Linked DNA regions of Mus musculus: region 1 is linked to region 2. A link is a contact called in ENCODE Hi-C or POLR2A ChIA-PET data. All regions are on one chromosome and are shown on one strand. The core of a region is the stretch at or near the end of the contact, and the rest is flanking DNA. Distances in the headings are between cores, read along the strand shown. Region 1 has its middle 21 kb from the start of Gm31117. Region 2 holds the start of Prex1 (phosphatidylinositol-3,4,5-trisphosphate-dependent Rac exchange factor 1).

The links. A loop is a pair of places that touch in the nucleus more often than their neighbours do. ChIA-PET counts read pairs that join two places held with the same protein, here RNA polymerase II (POLR2A).
Region 1: a map of v-Abl transformed pro-B cells shows a loop between it and region 2 (2.0-fold over the local background). The contact joins the enhancer-like site here to the promoter of Prex1 in region 2. A Hi-C loop is called at or near these places in 3 of 37 maps with a recorded cell type or tissue (gastrocnemius and v-Abl transformed pro-B cells). POLR2A ChIA-PET finds 5 or more read pairs at or near these places in 3 of 5 experiments (Patski and embryonic stem cell).

What each region holds. Positions count from the first base shown.
Region 1 is chr2:166,741,535-166,748,782 of GRCm38, forward strand. No RefSeq gene overlaps it. Among named protein-coding and RNA genes, the nearest start is that of Gm31117, 21 kb to the right of the region's middle. Within about 2 kb of position 5,122, at least 1 of the 3 ENCODE cell types and tissues checked has a DNase peak (open chromatin) inside an H3K27ac peak, as active enhancers do.
Region 2 is chr2:166,710,961-166,717,876 of GRCm38, forward strand. Prex1 (phosphatidylinositol-3,4,5-trisphosphate-dependent Rac exchange factor 1) reads right to left here and starts at 2,872. Exons shown (of 40, transcript NM_177782.3): 1 at 2,555-2,872. The coding sequence starts at 2,758. Gm46777 (a long non-coding RNA gene) reads left to right here and starts at 2,869. Exons shown (of 3, transcript XR_001783555.2): 1 at 2,869-6,402.

The DNA.
Region 1 (7,248 bases), core at 3,872-6,371, 33 kb after region 2:
CTTTAAGCAACCTGGTTTCTTCTGAGAGTCTCAGAGAAGAGACATCCCTGCCCCCATGGCCCTGGGTCCACCCAGTAGCAGGAGGGACAAAGGAAATGTGTGTTTCAAAGCTGCTTTCACTTCTGCATCCCTTGGGAACTGCCAGGTGCCTTCAGAGGCCTGGGGACAGCACGGATGACAAGACAGACCAAAGTTGTCATCTTCCAGGAAAGAGCCTGGAGAAGCAGGAAGCTTGGGAAGATGGATCCCTGAGTGAGAGTGCGTGCCACTGAAATGCCAGAGAAAAGTCTATCACTAAGGAGCCAGGCTTGGTGGTGAGTGTCTGTGATCTCAGCTCACGGAAGGTAGAAGCCAGAGGATCGGGAGTTCAAGGTCATGCTCAGCTACATAGCAAGCCCAAGGCCAGTCTGGGCTACAGGAGACCCTGTCCCAAATAAAGTCTAAAACACCATAAAGAAGCAGATGCAGAGTCAGCAGATGCTTGCCCACCGCGCTTAAAGCCAGGGGTCCATCCTTAGCATCATATAAACTAGGCATGGTAGTGCATGCGCAGCCTGCTTTAGGGATGTGGAGCAGGGAGGATAAGTAGTTATTCTGGGCCATCCTTGGCTGAATAATGAGTTAGAGTAAGCCTGGGTTACACAAGACCCTGTTTGAAAACTAGGAGCTGGAGAGATGGCTCAGTGGTTAGGAGCACTGGCTGTTCATCCAGGAGACTCAGGTTCAGTTCCCAGCACTCACATGGTGGCTCACAGCCATCTGTAACTCCAGTTCCAAAGGACCAGATGCCCTCTCTGGCTTCTGTTGGCACCGTACCCATGTGGTATGCATGCACACATGCAGACAGAACACTCAAACACATAAAAATAAAATAAAAATAATAAGGCATGTCAGCGACCATTGCTCGCCTTTAATCCCAGCACTCACGAGGCAGAGGCAGAGGCAGAGGCAGACAGATCTCTGTGAGTTCAAGGCCAGTCTGGGCTATATAGAGTAACCCTGTCTCAAAAAACAATCATCAATCAATCAATAGAAATTAAAAAATAAAGCTAAAAAATTAAAACATATAATACAAAATTATTAGAAATATATGTATATCTTCTGAGTGTGTGTGAGATGTGTGTATGGTGTGTGTGTGAGTGTGTGTGTGGTGGTGGTGGTGTGTGTGTGTGTGTGTGAGTGTGTGTGTGCTGTATGTGTGGTGTGTGTGTGGTGTGTGTATGTGTGATGCATGTGTTGTGTGTGAGTGTGATGTGTGTGGTATGTGTGAGTGTGTGTGTGCTGTATGTGTGGTGTGTGTGTTAGTGTGTTTGTGTGATGTGGTATGTGTGTGTACGTGTGTGTGTTAGTGTGTTTGTGTGATGTGGTATGTGTGTGTATGTGTGTGAGTGTGTGTGAGTGTGTGTGTGTATGTGTGATGTGTGTGTTGTATGTGAGTGTGATGTGTGTGGTATGTGTGAGTGTGTGTGCTGTATGTGTGGTGTGTGTGTGTGAGTGTGTTTGTGTGGTGTGTGTGAGTGTGATGTGTGTGGTATGTGTGAGTGTGTGTGTGTGTAGGAATGGGAGAGGCCTCTTGGAGAGGTTTGAGAAGAGCTTGGCTGTGGGAGGACCCTGGGAGAGACAGACTATCCCAGATTGACAGCTGTGTCTTGTAAAGGAGATGGAAACCAGGGAGCTACTTGGGAACTAAGCACAGAAAGACAGACAGGGCCTTGCTTCTCACTTTTCTCTTTTCCAATCTGAAGGACAGAGGCTTGCTGTCTTGCCCACCTCCCCACCCCGCACCGAAGGATGCTGCAGAGGGTGGGTGGGAGGGGAGGGGCAGGGGAGGGCTGGGCTCAACCTGCAAGAGTGTCAGTAATGGATGCGCTGGCCAGCCTGTGCTAGGGGCACTTTGGGACAGTGTGGTTTCTCCTTCCTTCTGGCAAGTGAGTCCACCTCAGTCTAAAAACCCGGGGCTGAGAAGACCTGTGCATTTTCACCCTCTCATTTGAGGACTGGAAAAAGCAGAGCCAAGAGCTGGGAGGGCCCCACCCTGCCCCAGGTCACAAAGCAAGTTCTGGACAGAACCAGACTGAGGCTGTGACCCACTCCCTCCCCCAGGTGGAAAAAAGCCTCTGTCCTTAAGGACCTTCCATTTCCCTAGGGCACGAAGCAAATGAGGCTATTTGTCCAGCTGGCTGTAGGGGAGACACTGAGCCTTGGTTCAATCCCTGTGCTTTTCAGAGTGCCACCCGAACAATTCTGTTTCATTTCTGTGGTGTTGTCATGGAACCCGAGACCTCACAGGAGCCAGTCAAGTGGGCTACCCTGGAGCCACGCCCCCACCCCCATCCCCACCTAACTTTCTTGAGTCTACTCAGTTCAATTTAGGAGACAGAGAAGAAGCTGGGCTTATGGCTCTGGCTCCAGATGAGGAAATGGAGGTCTAGAGTAATGAAAATCCCTAGGGTCTACGGGAATGATATTTCTTTTTCTAGAAGAAAATGATTGTAAACATAGCCAGACATGACAGTGGCACACATCTGTAATCCCAGTGCTTGGAAAAGAGAGACAAGAGAATTGGGAGTTCAAGGCCAGCCTTGGTCACATAGCAAGTTGGGATTTGAGGTTAACCTGGGCTACAGGAGACACAGCCTGAGAAGAGAAGAGAAGAGAAGAGAAGAGAAGAGAAAAAAGAGAGAGGAGGGAGGAAGGAAAGGAGGGAGAGAAAGAAGGGAGGATGAGGAGGGGGTAGCATAGGTATGAGGTAATATAACAAACAGGACCCTTTCAGAGCTGTGGATAAAACAGAGATTTGGAAGCCCTTAGTGGAGGTCAGAGAAGGGCCCTGGGGAGGTAACACACACTTGACACGCACTCAGCAGCCATTCTGAAAGCCAGGCTAGAAGATGGCTTCAGTGCAAAGGTCCTGTGGTGGGGAGGAACTTGATGCTGGAGAAACAGAAAGCCAAGGATGGCAGGGCTGGAGCAGAGCAGGCCAGGGGGTGCATCAGGCTACAAGATCAGAGAGGCCTGAAGGCCTAGCGGTGGCACAGGTCCAGGGCCCACAGCCTAAAGTCCAGTGTTCTTCAGCACTGAGGCTTGCCCTGGCGTCTGCACACCGAGGTACTTCCTCTGCCAAATTCCTGCTTTGGCTTGGTGGTTTGTGGCTCTTCCTGCTGTGCCTGGGCTGTCCGTGACTCAGTGCTGACTTCCACAAATCCACTGCCCTCCTCACTCTCCTCAAACCCCCGCAGCTCTTCACCTGGGCTTCTGAGAGTTCACACTCTCTATAGCGTGGGCGCCAGCAGTTAAGTCTGCATCTCCCACCATACTCAGAGCAGTGGGAACAGCAGTGAGGGCAGGGGCTGGGGATGTGGCTCAGTGGTCGGTGCTCGCAAGGGTGTGTGAAGCCCTTGGTTCCGTTCCCAGAACCACATATGGTTCTGTTCCTAGAACCCACCACTTCCCATCACCTTCCTTGGTGTGATCTTTCTTAGACTCAGGCCTCCAAAGTCTTCCTGATATGCACATTTATTGAGCACCTACTGTGTGTTCTCCTACAGTACCAAATACAATTGTAACTTAACTCTAAGTCAGGCAAGAATAAAAATTGGGAAATATGGTGGGTGATTGTTTTTGTTTTAAATGAAGTTTCTCAGGTCAATGAAGTGTGGTGTCGTGGGACTGGACTCACTGCGCTGGGAAGGCAAAGGGAGAGATAGAAGTCCAAAAACATTTTCAACCACACAAGGAGTTAGAGGCCAGCCTGGGCTACATAGGACCCTGTCTTTAAAAGTGTGTGTGTGTGTGTGTGAGAGAGAGAGAGAGAGAGAGAGAGAGAGAAGAGCCTTGTGGGTGACTCTGTTTGCACTGTCCCTAGAGCCCAGTGCCAGAGCCCTCATGTCTTCACCACTGTCTCTGAGGTGAGACAGGACCCATGAGTGAGACTGAAGGTAGCCAGACATCCTCATCCCAGTGCCTAGGTGACTCTTGGAGTCACCTGCCATTTCCTGTCACTTTCCTTGGTGTGATCTTTCTTAGACTCGGGCAACTGAAGCCTTCCTGATATACACATTTATTGAGCACCTACTGTGTACCCCTGCCATGGTACAGCTATAACTTAACTCTCTAGTTCAAATGAGAATAAAAATTAGGAAATATGGGTGATTTTTTAAATGAATTTTCGCAATCCAACGAAGTTGCTTATGGTAGAAATAAAACCAAAACCAATGTGCACTTTTCCTGCTGGCAGGTTTCAATACAAGCCATGACTCTCCCCCCCCCCAAACTCTAAGAATTGCCCCCTGAAGAACCCAATGAGCTTGCTTGGCTCCCACCCATTAGGTTGACTGCCACAAAAGCCAGCAGCACTGGGGGCGGGTAGTTTAGTATCACACTAGCTTGCCATACAGGAAGCCCTGGGTTCTGTCTCCAAGAACTCAAGGGGAACATTGCCTCGAGAAAACCCCAGAGCACAGAGTGGAGGAACAGGAACCTTCATGCACTGTTGGAGGGGGGACAGGGTGGGGGTAGGGCAAGGCCATGCAGCTGCAGAGCCAAACGGCAGGAGAGGCCCTCAGAAACTTAAAAATAGAGCTGATTTGGCAATGCACGCACATATACAACACACTCGCACACGCACATACATGACAGACACGCATGCATACACACAACACGCATGCATGCGTGCACACACACACACACACACACACACACACACACACCTGGATTTTGCATACCCATGGGAACTGAGAGCAGGCGTCTGAGCAAAGATTTGGACCCTAGTGTTGAAAGCAGAGGCAAAGAGTAGACACCGCCCAAGGGTCCATCAACAAAGTGGGGTGCTGAACCTAAGAGGGAATATTAGCCATCCTTGAAAAGGAAAGGAGCTCCTCACACAGGCTTACAGTGTGGATAGAGCAGCAGGCACAGTGTTAAGTGAAACAATTCAGTCACAGGCAGCGGATGACATGCAGACTCGGCTGGAGACCAACAGCCAGGGCTTGGAGTTAATAAGTAGAATTCTGGTTTTGATGAGGTATTCCAGGAGTAGAAGACAGAGAGAAAGCTCTGGACAGTGCTGCCCAACACCTAATGTCGTTGGATGCTTGTAGTCTCCCCTCCCCCAGCCTGAAACCTGCTTGCTCAGGGGTGGAGCTTCCCGCTCAATCATTCTGCCACGCCCACTGCTGGAACGTGCTGCTTTGCTGTTTGGAGCCATCACGTGATCACCCTGCTACTGGACTCCAAGATTATTTGGCGGGAATTGGGCCCCTCCCCCTTCCTTCTTAACGGAGTGCCGAAATAGTAAAAATTAAACCTTGAGCAGAGACTTTTGTCTTGGTTCCTTCCTTATCTCGCGCAGCCCAGCCCCTCTTCTCTTCCAGGTTTCCAAAATGCCTTTCCAGACTAGAACCCAGGTTGTGATCTACTGGCCAGACACAACAGATGCTAACTTTAAAGTGGTAGTATTGGGAGACGGCTTAGTGGGCAAACTGCTTGCCTTGTAAGTGCGAGGGTCCCAGAGCTCACGTAAAAGGTGAGTGCAGAAATGGATGTCTGTAAGCCCAGTGCTGAAAGGCAGAGGCAGGCAGGTCTCCTGTGCTCTGACCAGCAGCCTGGTGGAATCAGAGAGGTCTTGATTCAGTGGGAGACCCTGTCTCAAAAAGTTAGGTGGGCGATGGTGGCACACACCTTTAATCCCAGCACTTGGGAGGCAGAGGGAGGCGGATCTCCGAGTTCGAGGCCAGCTTGGTCTATAAAGTGAGTTCCAGGACAGCCAGGACTACACAGAGAAACCCTGTCTCAAACCCAAAACCAAAAATATACTAAGGTGGAAAGTTGGGAGAGACACCTGGTGTAGACTCTGGCCTCCATGCATGTACACACATAGTCACACATGCACACACATGCCACATACACACCACATACATGCCTCACAAATACACAAATTAAAAATAAAGATTGACAAAAGAATGAGGTGGATTGTTTAAAATTCAAAACAAAACGTGGTCATCATGCCTCTTCTCGAGTCCGCCGAGCCAATCTCCCTTTCTGACAGGACCTGGCTGAGGTCCCTGCAGTCACACCTGGTTCCCTCCGGTGCTCACATTCACACTCTCAGAGCAGCCTTCTATGAGAGTTCAGTGAGGATGCTAGTCCCCAGAACACCACCATAATAATGGGAGGGGTATGTGTGTGTGTTTGTGTGTGTGCACATGTGTGCACATGTGTGCGCATGTGTGTGTACATGTGTACAATTGCATGCACATGTGCTTGCAAGGGATTGGGGGTTTGGAAATAGAGGGTTTTTTCGTTATATCTATGCATTTTACTATATTGTGTATTTTGAATTATATTTATATGTATGTGCCTGTTTGTCCATATATGCATCACATGTATGGAGTACCTTGGAGGCAGGGTCCAGAAGAGGGCATCTGATGCCCTGGAACTGGAGTTGACAGGCAGTTGAGAGTCACCATGTGGGTGCTAGAACTGAACCTCTGAGAGCAGCTAGCTCTTGATGGCTAAGGAGTCTAACAGAGACTTCAGGAGACCGTTCACAGTCACACTGTCTCCATATCTCCATAGGCCTCAGTTCCCCCGTCTTTAGAACCAGCCGAGGTCAGCACCATCTAACCTCTGGCATGTCTCAGTTGGCTACCTCTAGACTTGAAACCTGGGAGCATCCTATTGGAAGGCCGAGCTACTGATACTGTGTAACTCAAGGTCTCCATCTGGAAATGCTGGGTGAGGCCTGTGCCTGGAAGCTGCCTGAAGCTTCCCACATGGCCCTGACCCTTCCCTGCCAGGGCTGCATATGTGGCTGAGTTTTCCTGGGTTGGACAAAATGACATCACCGACTTCAATGACAGCTCAGTTAGGGTCTCCGGGGTGGAGATTTCTTTGGAAACACCTGGGGACTTTGGTCAGGGCATTCTCTTTCCTCAGGCTTCATTCTCATAGACTTTACAGACTACTCCAATCAGGGAGATTCCCCACTGATACCCCAACATATGACTCTATTCTGTAAGTTTTCTGGAATTCCCGGGGGGTGGAGTGGGGGCTCGGACGAACTCCTGTACCTTGTTCTGGGGACTTCCCAACAATGATCTCCCTTCAAGCCCCATCTCAAGACAGAAAAGCAAAAGGTAAAACCAAAGAGATATTTCCTGGGGTTGGGAGAGTGGCTTAGTTAATGAGAAAATTGTCACAGAAGCATGAAGACCTGAGTTCAATGCCCAGCACCCATGTAATCCCAGC
Region 2 (6,916 bases), core at 1,622-4,121:
GTCCTAGGATCCTAGGAGACAAGGAAGGGCACAACCCAGTGTCTGGATGAAGCCTAAATCCAGTGTGGGCACGCTGAAGGAGCTCTGAAGCCTCAGGAGGGGAACAGAACAGACTCTTTGGTTTCCGTAGCTGGAATCTAGAGATCAACAGGAAACTCAATGGAAGTCCCCAGGCTGTCTCTAGTGAAGGCTCAGACCCCATTCCCTCCGGGCAGCTCCCTATGACAGCCTCCTCTGTGGGAGCTCAACCTACTACCCTACTCACCTGTAAGATTAATTATCACATAAGGAATAACCCCAGTTGATATTTACATAGCTGACTGCCTGCAGGCACTGCTTAGAGTATTCAAGATAAGTTACACAATCCTATAAAACCAACAGGACAACCTCTAGTCTCCTCTCCCACTTTATAAGGGAATAAAGGCCCAAAGATGTCAAGCCAGCTTGCCTTAAATCACAGAGCCAAAGGCCTCACACCACACAGTCTGGCTCTGAATTTGGAGCTCTGGACCTTGTATTATATTATTTATCTGTCTGGTTGTTTGTTCATTTGTTATTTGTTTATTTATTTTCAGGGGTGCACGTATGCTATGGTGTGGCCTTAGGGATCAAACTCAGGTTCTCAGGTTTAGAGGCAAGTGCCTCGAAAGCTCTCATCCTTCCCACCAGCTCAAGCTCTGGACTTTTTAAAGAACCCATTTTGCCACTGTAAAACTACACTGGCTCCTCCCAGACAGCCAGGAGCCCAGGGAACCCCCTCCAGCCAGGGTGTACAAAAGCTGACAAGTTGGGGTGGGGAGAATCCCAGAAGAGCTGCCCGCTCTTCTGTGCCCTACTGCATGCAGAAAAGCCCGGGTGGTCAGAAGAGCATGCAGCTCCCGGCCAAGCTTCCAGGACTAAGTGGCCTCCCTCGGGTTGCCTGAGGGCCATTCCCTAGTGGCCAGAGGTGGCCTCCAGGGCTCACAGGGCAAGACACACTACTCAGGTTACACAATCAGTCCTCCACTTCTGGCACTGGCTTGGGGACCCAAGTAAGGGCAAGGCAGAAAAGCAGCCTGGGGTCCCCTGCTCTTGTACACGTGGGGAAACCGAGGTCAACACAGGAAGCAACGGTGTCCCAAGACACAATAATGTCTGTCTGGCTCATCTCAGAATGCCCCAGTCACACAACAATGGCTGTCCACAAACGACAGGTGTCCTGGGATGACATGAAAGTCAGAGAAAACTTTTCCCCCCCTGGTTTCTTTAATTCTAAGAATGTGGACTCTAATCAATTTCCATTATCCTAGCGGCCCCGTCTCCGTAGGGACGATTTAAAACCGCAGTCAACCTAGCACAACAGCCAGGGGCACACATGGGGGAGTGGGTTTTGTTTTTTTTCCCCCATTAATATAAAAACTAGTTTAGATTTCCTGTTTCTTTTTAAGGCTGAGCAGCTCAGTCACTGCGAGGGGGAAGTGAGGAGTTCCCTAGAATCTGTCATTGCTCAGCAATGCCAGAGTGGCTGCCTCTTTCATTTAGAAACTGCCAGCTTCAAGCCCTACCCGATTCTCTCTCTCTCTCTCTCTCTCTCTCTCTCTCTCTCTCTCTCTCTCTCTCTCCCCCACCCCCTTCTCAACTGTGAGAGAGGAAGAGATGGGAAAGAAAGCCAACCCTGTCTTATTCTCACAGGCCTTTCCAGAAGGATCCTTGGGCCAAAGGGCTTTCAATGCCTCCACACAGCGTCTTCCCCCCCCCCAACTTCGTACTCCCTCCTCCCTCAGTGGGAACCCCCCCCCCCGACCTCACACAGACTCCCCTGCATCCTTAAGCCATTGAGTGTTTCTTTTTCCCAGATGGAGAGAACTCCAGTGTGATTGGGGGTCTCTTGAAACACACACACACACACACACAAACGCACGCCTTCCTGAAGCAGGGTTAAGACTTCCTCCAACCCAAGAAGGGAGTTAAAGCGGCCCCAGCAGGAGGCACGGAGATTAAAGCCCTCAGGTCTCTAAGACCAGCCCTTCCCACCCCCTCCAGTTTTCTCACTTCCTAGGAGGGTAGGGAAGTGGCCCCTTCCTCATTCTCACTAGAGACACCAGGGCAACTACGTACCGGAGTTTAAAGCCCCCGCAGGGCTGCCCTGGGTCACCGCCCTGCATCCAACCCTACGACGTAGCCTGCAGAACTATCCAGAGCAAGGGACTCAACCTCTCTGGAGCCGAACTCTTCCCTGATCTTAAGGATCAGAAAATATAACCTACTGATGAGCCCGGTAACGGCACAGTCTGCTGATACCAGTGTAAGGTGCGTGGTACACAGACGCACTCGGACGCTGTTTTGCAGTCTAAGGCTTTGACTGTGCAATTCGAGCTGGGGCAAGGCTACGGAGCCCAGGGTCCCCGGTGCAGCTAAGGAGCCCCTACCCGGGCTTCTCCCTACACTGGCCCCCCAGCGGGGCGGCCCCGGGCAGCGGCCGCGCGGATGTAACCATTTCAAACTATGCACAAGGCGGGGAGCCACAGACAAAAGCGCAACGCGGGCCGGCCGGCCACAGGTGGCGGGAGCTCACCGACTGCAGGAAACGCAAGGTGCCCACGTAGTCGCGCTCGGTGCCCAGGATCTCGTTGAGTACGCACAGACGGAGGCGCAGCTGGCGCTCCGAGTCGCGGGCGGCCGCGCACGGCCCGGAGACGGGGCCGCGAGCATCGGGATGCGCACCGTCCCCGCCTGGGTCCCCGCCGCCGTCACCACCACCGCTGCCGGGTGCCTCCATAGCCGCGCGGCGCCCGAACTTCCCGCGCCGAGGTCGCGCCGCGGCTTAGGCGTCCGGGCTCCGCATCCCGGACAGGCGCCGCTCAGCGGGCCCGGGGCAGGCGGAGCGGGGGCGGGACCTGGGCGGGGTCATGGTGTATGGGCGGGGCCTTGGTAGAGAGGGCTGAGCGATGGGCGGGGAAGGAGGCGGGGTCAATCTGCTAGTGGGCGGGGATCTTTGTAGAAAATGGACGGGGTGGGGCGGCACCTCATGCGGAAACTGGGCGGGGACTAATGGAGAATGGACTGAGCTGGGGCGGAGTCTGGTGGGATTGGGCGGGGATTGGGCGGAGCCCCCTCCCGGCTTCCAGGGAGCGTCGGCCAAGAGCCGGTTCGTGCGCGCGCCGCACAGTCAGAGTTTGGGGCTGGAAATGCGTCGCCCCAGACCCCAGTCAGGTCGTGGTTCTGCTGAGTCTGTAGGCCAAGACCCATTCAGCAGTTCTGCAAGAGCAGCTCGCGCCATCCACCCGTAAGGAGTGCCCCGTGGGTGATCTGCTGGAGCCGGATCAGCGACCACCACGCGCATCTCCTGACGCCCGGAAGAGCAGCTCGACGCCCCCACCAACACGGCCGCTCATGCCCTCGGCTTACGGTGACCTTGGAAGAACTCTAGCTGCATCTTTGTCCTTACTTCTGTTTCTCTTTCCGTCGGAGCTCTGCGCCTACTGTCCCAGCGCTCCCCATCCCTAAGCAAAGGTGCCCACTTGGACGAGACCGTTGCAGGAAGCCGCCCTCGTACCCACCAGAGATAAAGCCAAAATGGGAATTTTGCTGCCAGCCGACAGGCTGTTCTGTGTGACCTTGATCTTTCAAACGTTCAGTTAACGTGCTAACCCCCCTTTACCCTCGAGAGGCATTGGGACCCGAGTCAGCCTCTGGGGTTCAGCCCCTCATTGATGACCTTGGTCAGCACCCCCATCCCACCTAAAGCTCCTCCGTTTGCCTCACAGTACAAGGGGAAGAACAGTAACACCTAACTCTTAGGGACCAGCATACGGCTGAGCCATAGTCCCTGGAAAGTGATTTTAACACCCTAGAAAGTCTTATCTTCGTTCTTAATTATTCCTGCCTTTGTCAACTGCCCTCTTGACCGGGCCTCTGAACTGCTTGTTCAATCCCTACCTGCCCCGCCTCAGATCTATTATCTCCTATGGAGTCAGTCCCTGTTTCACAAAATAGCCTCTGTGGAGTGTCATCATTTCTGGGGCAGGAGCACTGTCCTCTATTTACTTCCCTTCAAGATGCCTAGAATAGTTCTCTGGGGCCTTGAAGTAAAACAGTCTTTTGCACAAGGATAGAGGAGAGACTGTGGTAGCTCCTGCTACCCCTGGCCCTGTTCCTTTGGGGCCTAGGGCACCGTGACATTTGATGTGGGCAAGGTATCCTAGGTAAATGGATGTAAAAGGGTGAGCCCATCAGGTATTGGTCATGGAGTGAGTGTTTCCAAAGAATCATTATCTTCTTGTTTCTGAGCTTTCCAGACATAACACTGCTTCTGTCCTTAGATCCAGCACCTTTTTGGGTTTCAGTGGGCCCTGTCTTGAAATCATTACTCGCTAGCTGGTAGCAGTCACGAGCCAGCCAAATCCAGCTGCCTGGGTGACCTTGGCCAAGACACTTCACCTTTCTGAAGCTCCATTTTTTTTTTTTTAATCTGTAAGATGAGAGTCTGAGGGAACAAACCCAGGATTAGTGACATCTAGGGTCAGGTTAGTTCTCCATTGTAAGAGCATAGCAGCACACAGTACCCGGGATGTCCCAGGAGCACCCCGTCCACAGTTGTGAGCCGTCGGTGCCTTCTAAGGTAGCCAGAGAACCTCTGACACACGCAACACAGCTAGCTGGGTTAGGTAGTGCTAAGTAAACACTAGTCCCCTTCTCAGCCTGTGACCAAGGCTGGAGGTTAGCCTCACATTTACACATGGGTCCCACCCTCCAAACAAGAACTGACTGTCAGAAAGAATGACCGAGCACTTCCACATCTGTGGACGGGCCCCTCACATCATCTCCCACCCTGGAACAGTGACACTGCCTAGCACACGTGTCTGGATTTCTTGTGGAGCTCTTTGTTGCTGGTTTGTTGGATTTATGTAGCCCAGGACAGCCCTGAACTCCTGATCCTCCCGCCCCAGTCCCCAGAACGCTAGGGTTACAGGCCTGCATCACCAAATCTAGTTCTGTGTGGGCTTTTCCTCTGTGAGTAATGGGACTTTCTTCAACCTGGTGTTGTAAGACTTTGAGCATACAGTAAGCAGCCAATAAGTGCCAGCCTTTACTAATTCCGCTCACAGTCTGATGCTAGAGGTGCCTGTGTCTTTTAGGGTTGATTTGCAGTAAAGAGAAGGAAACACGGGCTAACAAGAGCTTAAAAGCTAAGGGCATCATTTTCTCAGAAGAGGCCCAGAGCTGGGTTCCTGAGGCTGACTCAAAATGTAGTAACGTCGTCAGAGCACCTCTGACCTTGCTGTCTCTGTCACGGTGTTTGGCCTCCAAGTCACAAGATGGCTGCTGAGAAGAGACATCACCTCCTCTCACACAACTGTCCCGTGGCAGAAAGAGGACAAAGGGGACCCTGTCTCTTCTGTGCCTCTCTTATTGAAAGGATAAAAGTTAAGACCCAGCAGGTCAGAGCTGGGTCGCGTGGCCACTCCCCTAATAGTCCCTGACCAAGACCAAGGATCACAGCATTGACTTAGGAGAGGCCTATTTCATATCCTGGGACACTGCACCCCTAAACACGTGGGGTTCTGTTAACAAGCCTAGGGGGCCCTAAAGGTAAAGCAACAAGCACCTACTAAGCACCTGGCCTTGAAGGACATGCTGAGCAGGATACAGGTTACAGAAGTGAGCTGTGAGGACAGGAATAGAGGTAATAGCAAGTTCCTGCCCTTTCATTCAACCGATGGTAGCGAGAGCCTAATATGCAGCTACTGGGGGTTGGTAGAGGTCAGGACAGATGTCCAGAGCAAGGAGAGGTCCCAAACATGATGGTCACAGTTCTTTCTGCTTCCCAGAGGCAAGCAAAGCAAAAGCCAAGAATACACAGCTGAGGGGCCTGCAGGCCTCTGATGACTCCATACCCCCGACAGAGACAACTTTGTCCACAGTTGGTGGGATCAGTGGGGGCACCCTCTGTACCCTGTCTGGTGAGACTCTCAGATTAGCTACTACTGACTGAGAGTGACTTACTAAGCCAAAGGTTGTGTAACGATCTCTTCCAAGATGAAAATGTCCCATCCAGCAGGGAAACTCCTTAAGCGGGGAGGTGAACAACCAAAGAGACTTCAAGAGCTCCCTGAAGCTGAGCAGACTCACTAGGCCCTGCCCTGCCGCCAGAGTAAGCAATCAAAGTTAAGAGTCCCTCTCAGACAGCAGGAAGTTGAGCAGCAAGGAAGACTCTGAGACCAGACTAGCCACCCAGAAGAAGCAGAAACCAGCCCAGCTGCTGGAAGAGTTTTAAGCCAGCTGGGACAGCTAGAAGGGACACTCTCCGGCCCGCTGAGCTGCCTGCAGGCTGTGCAAGTGTGCTCCAGGTTCTCAGCTTCATGAGCTGTCACCCGTGCTGGGGTGGACACCTGATGATGTCTTTGAGTCATTTCTGCTCCTGTGAGTAAACCCTCCCCCATATTCCTGTAAGTAAACCCAGTAAAACACATTGGTTTATCCTGTTAGATTCGGCGTTATCCATACTTGGGTCTATACTGGGTTCCCTGTCTGGGGTTATTAGACGAATCTGTTTCATCTCCCCTGGAAAAGTTTGTCACATGTCACTTGAGTGTTGCCAGTCAGCTGGAGAGACCAACTTCTGCCTAGTCCGGCTGTGACCTCTTGTGCCCTCCCCTCCAGGATTCTTAAAGAGGCAAGATCTGTAGCAGGCTGTGGCTGGGAGCTTTCTTAAAGGTAGACCTGGGGGGAGGAGGGTGAAGGTGCTCCTCAGGGAGAGGGGAGTTGATACTCTGACAGGGAAATTCTTCTTTTTCGGGGACAATTTTAGACTCTGTTGCCATGCACCTCGCAAGGGCTGGGGAGTACCAGTGTGTGACTGTCACACGAGCACTGCCTGTGCCAGAAGAGATGCCGACAGCAGGCAGCTTATTCCTTTACCAGGCACCACAAGCTT